Regions from separate parts of the Homo sapiens genome. Here region 1 is linked to region 2. Evidence: chromatin contacts called from ENCODE Hi-C or POLR2A ChIA-PET data. All regions are on one chromosome and are shown on one strand. The core of a region is the stretch at or near the end of the contact, and the rest is flanking DNA. Distances in the headings are between cores, read along the strand shown.

The links. Hi-C counts contacts between places; a loop is a spot of excess contacts on that map. ChIA-PET counts read pairs that join two places held with the same protein, here RNA polymerase II (POLR2A). Pooled maps may share reads with other maps.
Region 1: a loop to region 2 is called in a map of PC-3, with 2.9 times the contacts of the local background. The contact joins two enhancer-like sites. A Hi-C loop is called at or near these places in 1 of 168 maps with a recorded cell type or tissue (PC-3) and 1 of 50 pooled maps. POLR2A ChIA-PET finds 5 or more read pairs at or near these places in 1 of 52 experiments (MCF 10A).

The regions. Positions count from the first base shown.
Region 1 is chr11:35,791,661-35,797,916 of GRCh38, forward strand. All of the region lies in intron 4 of TRIM44 (tripartite motif containing 44), which reads left to right. Among named protein-coding and RNA genes, the nearest start is that of TRIM44, 130 kb to the left of the region's middle. Within about 2 kb of position 4,936, at least 5 of the 41 ENCODE cell types and tissues checked have a DNase peak (open chromatin) inside an H3K27ac peak, as active enhancers do.
Region 2 is chr11:35,483,690-35,490,553 of GRCh38, forward strand. All of the region lies in intron 3 of PAMR1 (peptidase domain containing associated with muscle regeneration 1), which reads right to left. Among named protein-coding and RNA genes, the nearest start is that of PAMR1, 38 kb to the right of the region's middle. RefSeq lists a silencer at 2,250-2,299. Within about 2 kb of position 4,047, at least 3 of the 41 ENCODE cell types and tissues checked have a DNase peak (open chromatin) inside an H3K27ac peak, as active enhancers do.

The sequences.
Region 1 (6,256 bases), core at 3,686-6,185, 310 kb after region 2:
GTTCCCTCCACCTGGCATACCCCCCGCTCCTTGCCCCGTTGTCTTCCTAGAAAATACCAATCCATCTGTCAACACTCAGTGATAAAGTCTTCTCTGACTCTGTAGGTGGAATTTAGCACTTCTTCTCTTATGGCTCATAGCTACATTCTTTGCTATACTGTGAGCTCCTGAATGGTAGAGATATCTGATACACCACTGTGTTCCATCACTGGCATGTATTTGGGGCTCAGTCACTGTGAGGTGAAAGAATAGCCACTGACTTCAGGAGGGGAGTGATACAAAAACAGTTGAATTTAGTTGAGTACTCATTAGGCAGCAGGCTGAACACATTATATCCATTATCTCATTTAATATTTGCATCAACTCTTAAGAGGTAGATCTTAATACCATCCCTTCCTGAGGAGTTGCCCCTACACACACACACACACACACACACACACACACACACACACTCTCTCTCATCATTCTCTATTCCAGCATCCTGGTTTATTTTCTTCATATCCACTATCTGAAATTATTTACGTGTTTGTTGTCAACTTACTGGAAATTAAGCTCCATGAAAACAAGGACTTTGTCAGTCGTTTTCACTGCTATTTTACCTATTTGAGTGCCTTATATACTGTGGGTACTCAATAAATACTTGTTCACTGAAAGCACAAATGAAGGAATGACTCCCCATTTCACAGATGAGGAAACTGAGGCCTAGATGTTAAATAGCTTTGCCAAAGTTACACAGCTCAGAGCTGAAGGGCTTGGATGGTAAGTAATCCTGGTCTCATTCCAAAGTGGATGATCCTAACATATTATACTACCTCCTGTAGGAATTCTTCAAGTAGACAGATCTTAGTGCTCGTAGAGAAAGGTATGCTTTCCTGCTGGATGTAGTTTTTACCTTGAAGGTTTACCTTCCCTGCCTCTTATCTCACCAGTGAAATCCCTCCTTCTGGGCCAAAGCAAGTTATGAGAGCTGCCATATGCCAGCTGCCAAATGTCTTCAGTGCCAGGCATGTTGCCAAACTAGGGGTAAAATAGTGAATGAGAAACAAATGCAGCCTCCAAAGAGCTCAAGTGACAAAGACTGACTTTTACAACATAACGGTGCTGAGGTGCACTGAAGCCCTGAACCTCTGGAGGCTGCAAGGATAGAGCAGTGATGTGTCAGACCACCTGCATCACTGGTTCCCTGATGGCACTTAATTCAAATTTCATCCTTTGGTAGGGTCTAGTGAAAATCAGCTCAAACCTTGAAAGATATTTCTATGTAACCTAATTAAATGAGTGAGACCTTGGTGCCTCTCACTGCAGGACAGGCAGGATTGAAAATGAAACCAATATCTGACCCAACGAGATTCTGTCCTAAGTTCAGGGGAACAGGTTTTGGTGGCAGGCCCTTTTACATGACTGTTTGCTGGAGCCCACAAGAACCAAGATGAGAATCTGAGGGAAATGGCCACTTTGCAGCCAGGTTACAACAGGAGAGTCATGACCGGCTGCAGTTATAAAAACTGAAAAAAAAAAAAAGAAATCTAGCTGTGCGGCTTCTTTTTTAAAAAACAAACAACAAATAAAAAGACACTATTGGGGCCAGGCATAATGGCTCACACGTGTAATCCCAGCACTTTGGGAGGCTGGGGCAGCCGGATCACCTGAGGTCAGGAGTTCGAGACCAGCCTGGCCAACATGGTGAAAACCCGTCGCTACTAAAAATACAAAAATTAGCCTGGCATGGTGGTGTGTGCCTGTAATCCCAGCTACTCAGGAGGCTGAGGCAGGAGAGTCGCTTGAACCCAAGAGGCGGAGGTTGCAGTGAGCCAAGATTACGCCACTGCACTCCAGCCTGTGCGACAGAGTGAGACTCTGTCTCAAAAATAAATAAATAAACTAAGAGACTATTGGGATCCCCTGTAACGAGGAGAAAGTTTTCGAGTAATTGGTGCCCAGACTGGAGTTTGAGTCTGCCAAGGCCTTGGAACATCTTTAGCAACAAGGTACCAGTTACCTCCTCTGCTACTAGTAATGAGGCATTACCAATAACCCAGCTGAATAAATGCAGCCAGCTGATGTCACAAGCCCCCTCATGTGCTCCCTTCACTCCTCATTGCCCGGGGCCAAAAACAAGAGCCAGGCCATGGTAGTTTCAGCGCTGCCTAGGATTGTGGGACCTTGGGATGTTACTTCCTTTGTCTACTCTGTATTTTCTTCGTCTGTAAAATGGAGTGTTAATGCTGTTACACAGGGTTATTATGAAAACTGTAAAGATTTGGATGAAGTGATTAATTAGTTCAGTGTCTAGCAAGTAATAACTTCCATTTATTAATTGTAAGTGCTTATAATGTATAATTATCCTCATTTTACAGATATGGAAACTTTAAAGAGGCATCTCACCCAAGGTTGTACTGCTAATGCATGCTGGAATGGGGTCTCAAAACTTAGTTGTGTGCTTTTTCCATGATCAGTCTCAACCACCACAATAACTAACCCAGCTCTCCCACTTCTGGATCCATGCCTCAGCTGACATTTCATCTGAGGGAAAGAGGGGAGCCATGAATTAAGTATCCCCTCACCTCTATCTTGGCCTTGCTGACTTGATATCATCCTCATCTCTCTCCCTTCATAGACTGTTAGGGTAAGAGGTGGATAAAGTATTAGAATCCAAGCCTGCCTTGAGAACAGCTCACAGCTGGGTTGTGGAGAGTTAGAAGTTGGCAAACACACAGCTGTTTTATAGAGAAGCCAGATGAGAACATTTCTTCATGGAGGTGAATTTGTTCTTCAGGTTTCTTTGTTTAGGGAAGGCTGGATATGAGCTTGCTTCTGCTTTGTCACTGTAACAGTATTCCCTGTCCATGGGCCACGCCATCCTTTACTCATACGGCTTCCAGTAAGGCTTACTTGTTTGTAAGAATAATCAGTTTATGATGCAGCATTTTAATTCAGTCTAGAGCTCCAGTGGTTATGTGTGCCTGGTCATTGCAGAGACAATTAGAAAAGAAATGGAGGTTGGATTTACCTGTCAAAGTAAGCTGTTCATGAGATTCCTAGGCAGTGTCTCCATGACCAGCAAGTGGCCCATGGTTTGCCTGGGAAGGTTTCTTGAACAGTCACGCTTTATACGATTGTTTTGATCATTTATTCATTCACTCAAAAACATTTGTTGCAGTTTCACCAGTGCCAAGCACATTACCAGGTACTGGTGATACGGCAGGGAACAAAATAGTTAAAGCCGTTTGCCACCACAAAATAATTTTAGATAGTGATCAGTGCTATGAAGACAATACAGCAATTTAGTGTAATAGTACAGGGATGGGGTGGCTACTCTAGATTTCCTGGTCCAGGACAGCATCTGAAAAGATGATATTGGAGCTGAGACCTGAATGTTAATGAGTCATTCATTCCAAGATGTGAGGGTAAGAGCTTTGAGGCAGACCAGCAAAGCACAAGCCTTAAGGCACAAACAAGATCAGCTTACTTGGGGAACAGAAAGAAAGCCAGCGTGGCTGGAAGGTGGCATGAATCAGGCTGGAAAGGGAGAGAGGGGCCAAAGCATGTAGGAATCTGTGGGCTATGGACTTTATTCTAGGGGTTATAGGAAGCCATTGAAGGATTTTTAAATGGGGTACTGATATAATCTATTGCACATTTTTGAAATATTATTCTGAATACAGTTTGGATAATAGGCAATAGTGCATTAAGATTAGAAGTAGGAAGACTAGTCAAGAAGCAACTCCAATAGTTCAAGCAGGAGATGGTGGCAGCAGTGGAGAAGATGAATGGACACACATGGGAGAGGTTGTGCAGGGTGAGTCAATAGGACATGCTATTGGACTCAGTGGGATAGGGAGATGGTGCTGCTAAGATTTTGAGCACCATGCTTGGCACATAGAATGCATTCTTATTCATGATAGCTGTCACCGTCTTTATTTTTTAAATGGCCTGTACACTAAAAGAACAAACTTGAGAAGGAATCTTTAGCCCATTGGAATGACAGCATGGTGCCTAGAGTGTACAGGTGACAACAGTGTTAACTCTTCCCGTTTTTTTTTAATAGATAGCAGTTTCAGAGGAAATGGGTGTTGCAGGTATGGTGAAATATTCAGGAGCCAGAAACTGACTTCCAGTCGATCTCACTCTACCATCAACTCACTGTATGACTTTTAGTCTCTCTTAGTCTTGGTTTCTTCATATGATGTTATTAAATAACTATAAAATGTTTTGAGCACTTATTGTGTGATAGGTACTATGTCAAGCTCTTTATATATCTGCCAACCACTTCATATACATTAATCTAATTTAATCCTTCCAGCAGCTCTTCTGGTAGGTACTACATTGTCCACTATTTCCAAGTACGAACACCGACCTCAAAATCACACAGCTAGTAAGTGGCAGAGCTGTGATTCAAACCCAGGTGTTTGTGACTCCTAGGTCCATATTCATAACCCGCTGCCATATGAAAAGTAGCACTAGGTCATTATGGGTTGGTATACTTCCAACTTCCTACAACTTCAGTTGAAGGTCATCATCATGGGACTCCCAAAGCTACTGAGAACTGTTTTCTGTGTGTGTGTGCGCGCGCGCACGTGTGTGTATCTGCCTCGCTCGCTCGCTGTCACACACACACTTGTGCATGCACACATACAGCGTGAATCTCTATTCAGACAGAGATTAGAGATAAGTGTCAAGTATATTTATTTATTGATCCTTTCTCTTTTTCTCTTTGGTAACTTGTGAGATACAGCAGCTGAGGCAACAGGAAATTTGAAGTCCAGCATTTTATTAAATCTTATGTTTAAGATTTCTATGGAAGGAAACTGCTTGAGAGAGATTTGGTTTCCATTATACACATGCCAAAAGAAGATGAGGAAACTGGGTCAGGTGGATTTCCTGAAGGTACAGGAAGCAGGGAAGGCAAGTCCTTGGGCTAATTTCTGCTTCTAACTCTCCACCCCCTGAAATTGCCTGGGCCCTAGTAGAGGGTATAGGAAAGGTTCCTTTCAGACCTCATCACAGGAGATCGCCAGTGATAGAAAATCCAGCAGCACTGGGGGGAGGAAAGGGAAGCTGGGGAAGGCCAATGTAAAGGCAAAGAAAAGGAAAAACTTAACTGGCCCCAGGGCATTTTTCTCTTGAAGTTCAACAGGAAACTGAGTAATGTAGAAGTTATTTTAAAGAGATGGAACAGATAGACCCATACATGCATATATATGCACACACTGTATCCCATGCCAGGTCATCTCCCTGCAGACACTTTGAAATTGCCCCGTTATTGGCAAGGGTGTGGGGAAAATGGGCATTCCTGTGCCGATGTGAGTAATGATTGTAAATCAATATAAGATTTCTGGAGGGTAGTATCAAATGCCTCTAAAACCATATCTCTTGTGTTCTTTGCAGAATATCTGATTTTAGGTCTGGGGAGGAAATAGCTAAGCCTGAAGGCTGTGTAGTGCTAGAAAGTAGGGAAGTGCTCAAAAACAAAAACAAAACAAAAAACCAGAAAACCGTTATTGATGGGGATATGTCAATGGAACATAGGACCCAACTAACAGAGCACTCAAAGGCCAAAGCTGAGCAGTTTGAGCAACAAAATAGTAATATTGGATTATAACCCAAAGAATAAAATAAACATCCATGAGTCCATTCTGATATAAATGATCAAATAAATAAATGAAGGAGAAGAGACAAAGCTCATGTTTGAAAGTATTCCACATAATGTATGTAGATATTTCACCCTCAAGGAGAGGGAACGTAACTCCTCACTCTTTAAGTATAGGTGGCTCGTAGTGACTTCCTTCCAGAGAATACACTGTGGGAATGGGAAAAAAGAGTAGCCATACCATAGAAAAACATGACAAGCACTACCTCAGCCAGGTGGTCAAGGCCACCTTCAACAGTGCTGTCATATTGATAGTATCAACCCTTGATATGATGTAATGATAATGGCACTTTACCTCTGTAATTTTCCTTCCAAAAGCCCATAACCATGGGCTAATTGTGAGAAAAACATCAGACAGCTTCCGATTGAGGGACATTCTGCAAAATACCTGATCAGCACCCCTCAAAACCGTCCTCACCATCACAAACAAGAAAAGTCTGAGAAACTGTCAGAGCCGAGAGGAGCCTATGGAAACTTAATGATGAAATGTGGTATTCTGAGTGAAATCTGGAGCAGGAAAGGGACTTTAGGGAAAAACTAAGGAAATCTCAAAATATGAACTTTAGTATGAAGGTATCAGTATTGGTTCTGTGAACCTCAAATATC
Region 2 (6,864 bases), core at 2,797-5,296:
TAATGAAAACTGTTATTTTCTTTGGTTTAATCTAGTGATTTCTTACTGTTTGAGCAGGAGGGAAGGTCTTTCACATCCTTCTATACCTTCACCAGAAGCTGAGCTATGATTGATGAGTTCTTTAACAACATAAAATCCTCTGCAAAGATTTAAACATGAATTCTCTGTGGTCAAAGAGCTTCAGCACATAAAATATAAAATACTATTTGCCATACAATACTTTGTCTGGTGAAGACTACCTCCTTGTGCCCAGTGTGTATTCTCTAACCTTAAAGGCTTCTCTTTTATTATCTTTCTTCTCTGGCCCTATATTGATTTCTTCCCCTGCCACCCAAAACAACAACTAACAAATAGAGCTCATTTCATGGCTCTGGATTATAAGAATAGCATCCACCATTTATTGAGCACTTACTATATACCAGACTCTATCCACCATTTATTGAGCACTTACTATATACCAGACTCCATATTAAGGGATTTATAGACAGTTCTTCACTTAATCTTCACAAAAACTCTCAAGGCCACTATGAGGATCCCAATTTTGTAAATGAGGAAACTGAGATTCACAAAGATTGGGTAACCTTGCCCAAAGCCAGGAAAGAAACAGAGATTCAAATCCAAGCCCAGGCTGCTAACTGCCACCTAATACCATCCCCAGTTTGAATCGACCTGAGCATTGTTCTTTTTCTGGGAGCATCAGGACACAAAAGTCTGGAGCGAGATGAGGCAGCTTTCAGTAACTCCACCCTAGGCGATTCCGCAGCTCCCCTGGAGGGCAGCCCCGAAAGTCAGTAACACACAGCTTTGTAAGCCTTCTCCCCACTCCCCTTAAGTTTGCTCTTAATCATTCCTACTTATGGCTCAGGAATCGGCCTGCACAAATCCTCTTCCTCTCCGATAACTCACCCTACAAACATTTTTGGGCATGGCTTATGGCCAGTTCCTCTGTTTCTCTGCCTCTGTCCAAAATATGACTAAGAAGATAAATGTATTAAGGACCTATAATCTCTCCCCATAAATCCTCTCATCTGGGTTGCTTTCCTAACCTCCTTAGATGCCCAGTATCCTTCAGGGACTGAAAGGCTGGGATCACTGCCATGCCAGCTAGAAGTGTGGCATTCTGGGTCGCTCTTGGGCCCTCCTGCTGCTCATCTTTTTTGATGGCCAAGGAACTCAGCCTAGGGCCAAGCTAAACCAACACCAGTCCAGTGGTCAGCAGTGGAAGTCAGCAGAGTGGTTCCACTTCAGAACGCAACTTTTGAGTTTAAGAAACCCTAAGAGGAAGCCTTGGTTTCGACTTTGGATATCAGCACCTCTAATAGCCAGCACCCAAATCGCAGTTCCTAAATACAATTTCCCACTATAAGAAACCAGGATGCAGGGAGAAATAGCTTGTTTCAAGACCTGGGCATAGAAAATCAAGGTGAACTTAAAACATTTGAGGGTCAGGGGTAGAATGCAAGTAAGTGCTCAAGGAGAAATGAGGTGCAGCCTGCTTAACGGGCCAAATCTGAAACAATCTAAGCATCAAAAGAAAAATTATGATAACACTATGAAACAGAAAAAAATTAAAATTCATGAGTCTTAAAGTGCAGAAAAAGAGAGAGAGAGCCAGATGTTGGAGAATGATAAAAAGTGGCAAATCCTGGAAAGGAGCATATGGATGTATACTATTCTTTCAACTCTCTGTAGAATTGAAGGTTTTACATTAAAGAGTGGAGAAAGGTAGAAAGAACAGCTCTTTTTTTAATGGCGATAAAGTGCCAGTAGCTCTTAGTCTGGATATTCTGAGATTACTAAACCAATCTTTCCTGGGCAGAAAGATGTGAATAAGTTCTCTCCTGGGCTCAATAGCCTCAGGCCGTTTGCCCATCCTCCTGGATAATACAACCTGCCAATGGTTATGCATGAATCAATTCCATAATGAATTTTAAGGTTGTCATTAGTTAGGTTAGTAATATAAACATTGTCAAGGACAGTGAGCAAATAAAGGTGCTACTGCATCTGTTCAGTGCCAGATGCTCTCTAACCCACATATAAAACAGCTCTGATCCTTCTGGCACTTGCCCGCCACTCCTCCCTCCTTCTAAGGCTCTGTATGGTACTCAGGAAAAAAAAATGCCCAGGCTCTTCAGAGACACTCAGAAGGAAGCGCCTTCAGGATAACGTTGTCTGAAAGGATCGCTTGGGCGCCATCTAGTGGGAAAATGCTTGCACTGCCATGGGGCTCCGGCGCTGTGTCCCAGCCATATGTAGGCGACCCTTAACGTAGGCAGGCAGCATAGTGCTCAGCACCAGGCAGGCATTCAACAAAGAGTGAAATGAATTACTTCTTCCTATGAATTCCCTACACATTTATTTAGTGCCAGTATGAGGTGAGGGTGATAAGAACCTAATAACATCATATTGATGTCTTCTTATGGTCAAGCACTGTTTTCACAGATGGATTGTAAACTCATTGCGGAATCATTGTGTTCCCTGGTGACCAGCCCAGTGCTCCATAAGAAATGCTCCATCAGTGCTCATGGCAGTGGTAACATACACTGTGTGGAATGAGGCTCTCAGAACAAGCATAACGTAATTGAACAAGCAAAACTGAACCAACACAGATCGGATAGAATCTGACCATTAGTTTGTTTTTTCAATTTCATAGCATTGACCACATTCTATTTTTTTAACTTTAAAAAAAATCTCCTCTCTAAAGCGCAAGCTCTAAGATGTCAGAGACCATGCCCGTCTGGCTTATCATTGTACATCCAGCACCTAGAAGCATCCATTCAAGAAATATCTTTTGACTGGATGGGTAGATTAATGCACGAAGGTGTGAGCTCTCTGTTCTGCCTGCCTAGGTGATAGACTGGTTGCTCTGAGCCAGTTCTGCTGTCCTTGAGAAAGCCTGGACCCTCAAATGGACACAATCACCAGCCCAATCAATGAGGCTCCATAAACAGCGTCTTACACCAAGGTGCAACCCAAGATTTGACCAGTAGGTGCTATTTAAAAAGACACATGCTCAGGATTTCTGAATATTAATATTTTCTGTTTCATAACATTTGGGTGACTGCTATCCTTGTTTTGTTACCATTTGCTGTATTGACTTCTTGCATGCAAATATTCTTTCCTTCCTGTCCCCTGCACCCTGAACAAACCCCCTTACTCACATGGAGCGACTGAAGTATTGTTTAGAAATATTTATCCACCCCTCTTCCTTTGGGATGGCATATACTTCCCTACTTCACTCATTGGGAACTTAGCCATGTGACTTCTTTTGGCCAGTGGAATATGGGTGAGTGTGATGTGCGCAGAGGCCTTATGTGCACCTGTGTGTTTGGCTTGACCTCTTGTGCTTCTGCGACCCACCCTGAGAAGAGCATCCCCTGATGGTTGCTGTCCCTTCTGCCTAAGCCCTGCAGCCTGGAGCACAACCAGCCCAGGTCAGCCCAGTTGAAATCAGTGGAATGCCTGCCAACTCACAGACCCATGAGAAAGAACAAACATTTGTCCTTTGAGATTGTTAGTTACCCAGAAAAAAAAAAAAAAAACTGAACACTTTATCACCACCATCCCTGAAAGCTTCAACTTAGAAACTCTACTCTCTGACCATAATACCCATTCCACCTATGTGTTCCATTACTTCATTACCACCAAGCCTGCTTTTCCACTTAAGACCTCCTGTCCCTATTGCCCCTCTACCAGGCTCTTTCTGATTTCATGTCCTTCCCAGCTGGGATCCTTGGTCAGTCATGTCTCAGCTTATTCTTGGATCAACAAAACAACTGGTTTTACTCCCTTCTGCTGCTGCACTTCCAGAGAGCATCAGCCAACGTCCTAACTGACTGCATCACCTCCCTAGGAACTCTGGCTTCGACTGGGTCCTCCGTCTCGCTTGGATATGCTTTAAGCTTAACACCAGCTGGTGCCTTTTCTTGTTCCTCAAGTGGCTGCCCCAAACCTTTGGTACTTTCAAGCCCCAACCTCACTTCTACTCATTCTCAGCAGATATTTCACTCCCTACTTCCCAGAGAAAACGGGAGAACTCACCAGCAGGAGGCAGACTAGGACTGTGGTTAAGAACAAGAGTAAGGGGTCTGGAATCGTCCTGGGCTTTACCCCAAAGTGTACGGCCTCAGGCAAGTTACTTCACAGCTCTGAGCCTCAGTTTCATTATCTATAAAATGGGAGTATGTATTTTCATAGGGTGATTGTACAGATGAAACAAGACATGGCACATAAAGTGCTCAGCACAGTTCCTACCATATAATTACTAACAAACAAGATATGCTACCTATAAATAATTCTTTTCCTCCTGTCTCAGCCTAGGACAGAAAAGGAAGCTCCCTCTCCTTTAACTCTCACTTTTGTTCTTGATCTCATAGGAAGTTCTTCTCCTTCAGGATAACATGGTCTTAACTTCTTCAGTTAGTCTTACTCTAATATGTAATATTTTTAATCTCTCCTACTGACACTTTACTCACATTAGCTTAAAACCTGTTTAACCCTTTCCCATCTTTTTTTTTTTTTTTTTTTTTTTTGAGAGAGAGACAGAGATGAGGTCTTGCTCTGTTGTTTAGGCTGGAATGCAGTGGTGTAATCATAGCTCACTGCAGCTTCAAAATCCTTGGCTGCAGAAGCGATTCTCCCTCCTCAGTCTCTTGAGTAGCCAGAACTACAGGCATGCACCACCATGCCTGGCTGAATTTTTTTAATATTGTGTAGAAACAGAATCTTGTTTTGTTGATCAGTCTGGCCTTGAACTCTTGTCCTCAAGTAACCTGACTGCCTCATCCTCCCAAAGTGCTGGGGTTACAGGTATGAGCCACTGCACCCGGCCTTTCCCATCTTAATTGGTATTTTTCCACAGCTGTTTATTTACTCATATAAACTATCACCTTAATTCTCCCCTTCCTTGCTTGATTAAGCTTATTTAAAAGAAAGTTGTCTGTATTCTTTTTGTCCATTTTTCACACTTCAAATCTTGCCTTTTTTTTTTTTTTTTTTTTTTTGGAAACTGTCTCACTCTGCCCAGGCTAGAGTGGCAGTGGCATAGCTAATTTTGTATTGTTTGTAGAGACAGGGTTTCACCATGTTGCTCAGGCTGGTCTCGAACTTCTGGGCTCAAGTAATCCACTGCCTTGGCCTCCCAAAGTGCTGGGCTTTCAGGCATGAGCCACTGCGCCCTGCCAAATTTTATATGAAACTGCTATTGCTCAGGTCACCAATCGCATGCTAGCCATCAAACACAAAAACCTCTTTACTGCCTTCATCCTATGTGACCTTTCTGCCTTTGAAACACTGCCCCCAGCTTCCAGAACCCTACTCCTTCCTGGTTCTCCTCCTATCTCTCTATCTTTTCCCATCTCCTTCCTGGTTTTCTCTTCCTTTCCTTTTACATCTGTTGCTATTTCCTCTGCCCATGGTGCTCTGTTCACCTCATGCTTCCATCTATAACAGCCATAGGCATATCTCAAGTCTCCAAAATTCTCTTGAGCTCCAGGCACTTATTTCCTACTGTCTGCAGAGTCTCTTATAGATGTCCAAATTCCAGCTTATCTCATGTGGAACTCACCTTCTTTCCCCCACCAAACCTCTTCCCTTTTATTACTCACTTAACAGCATCAACTTCTAGACAGTTAATCAAACTAAGAATTTGAAAGGCAAACTCTTGAGATTCCTTACCCCATTCTTCAGTGAGTCTTGAGTCCTGTCACTCCTTCCTTTAAGCTCTTCTCACTCTAGTCTCCCTTCTTCATCCCCTGAAGCGCTGCAATCGCACTCCTAATGGCTACCTTTGGATATGGTCTTCCTCCACTCCAGCGGAGTTATGCTACAAGAGTTATCTGTCAAATGGTACTCCCCAGATTAAACCATCCTTCATCTCAGAACCATGTCTAAGCTCTGAGCCCTGGAACACTATGCCCTTCATAGTCAGGGCTTGCCACCCCAAGACCATCACCTTGCTCTAATCATACCTCATGTCACATGCTTCCTTGAACACACCTTGCATTTTCACACCCTGACCATACTATCCCTCTCCCTGAAATATCTTCCTGCTCTGCCAACTGAAGAGCAAAGGCATAGCTCAACCTTCACTTCCTGTCTGAAACCTTACCTCCCTCTCCCTGTCATTAACTGTTCTGTTAGCTAGTTCTCAGAGCACTTGGTCCATCCTCTACTTCACCACTCTTCCTTGGTTCCCCACTGCACTTGCAATAGCATCTAAATTCCTTACCTAGCTTACCTACCTACAAGGCTGTATTAATCTGTTCCCACACTGCTAAGAAAGACATAGCTGAGACTGGGTAATTTGTAAAGGGAAGAGGTTTAATGGACTCACAATTCCACATGCTGGGAAGGCCTTGCAATCATGGCAGAAGGCAAGGGAGAAGCAAAGGCACATCTTACATGGCAGCAGGCAAGAGAGCTTATGCAGGGGAACTCCTGTTTATAAAACCATCAGATCTCCTGAGACTTATTCACTACCATGAGAACAGTATGGAGGAAACTACCCCTATGATTCAATTATCTCCACCTTGCCCCACCCTTGACACATGGAGATTATTACAATTCAAGCTGAGATTTGGGTGGGGACACAGCCAAACCATATCAAAGGCGTGATCACACTCCTGCCTACCACTCCAACCCCATCAAATCCCCCTTTCCCTCTCATGTGCACAGAGAAAGAGCACTCTTCCATATGACCCAAAGCAGGGAAAAACCCAAAGTGATCTTACATAATCCAAAGGTCAATGTGAAATCTAAAGCTGTGCACTACAGCTCTAATTACAACTATCTCAAACTATTATTGAAAGTAGTTTTGTCAGGCATGGTGGCATGTGCCTGCAGTCCCCGTCACTTGAGAGGTTG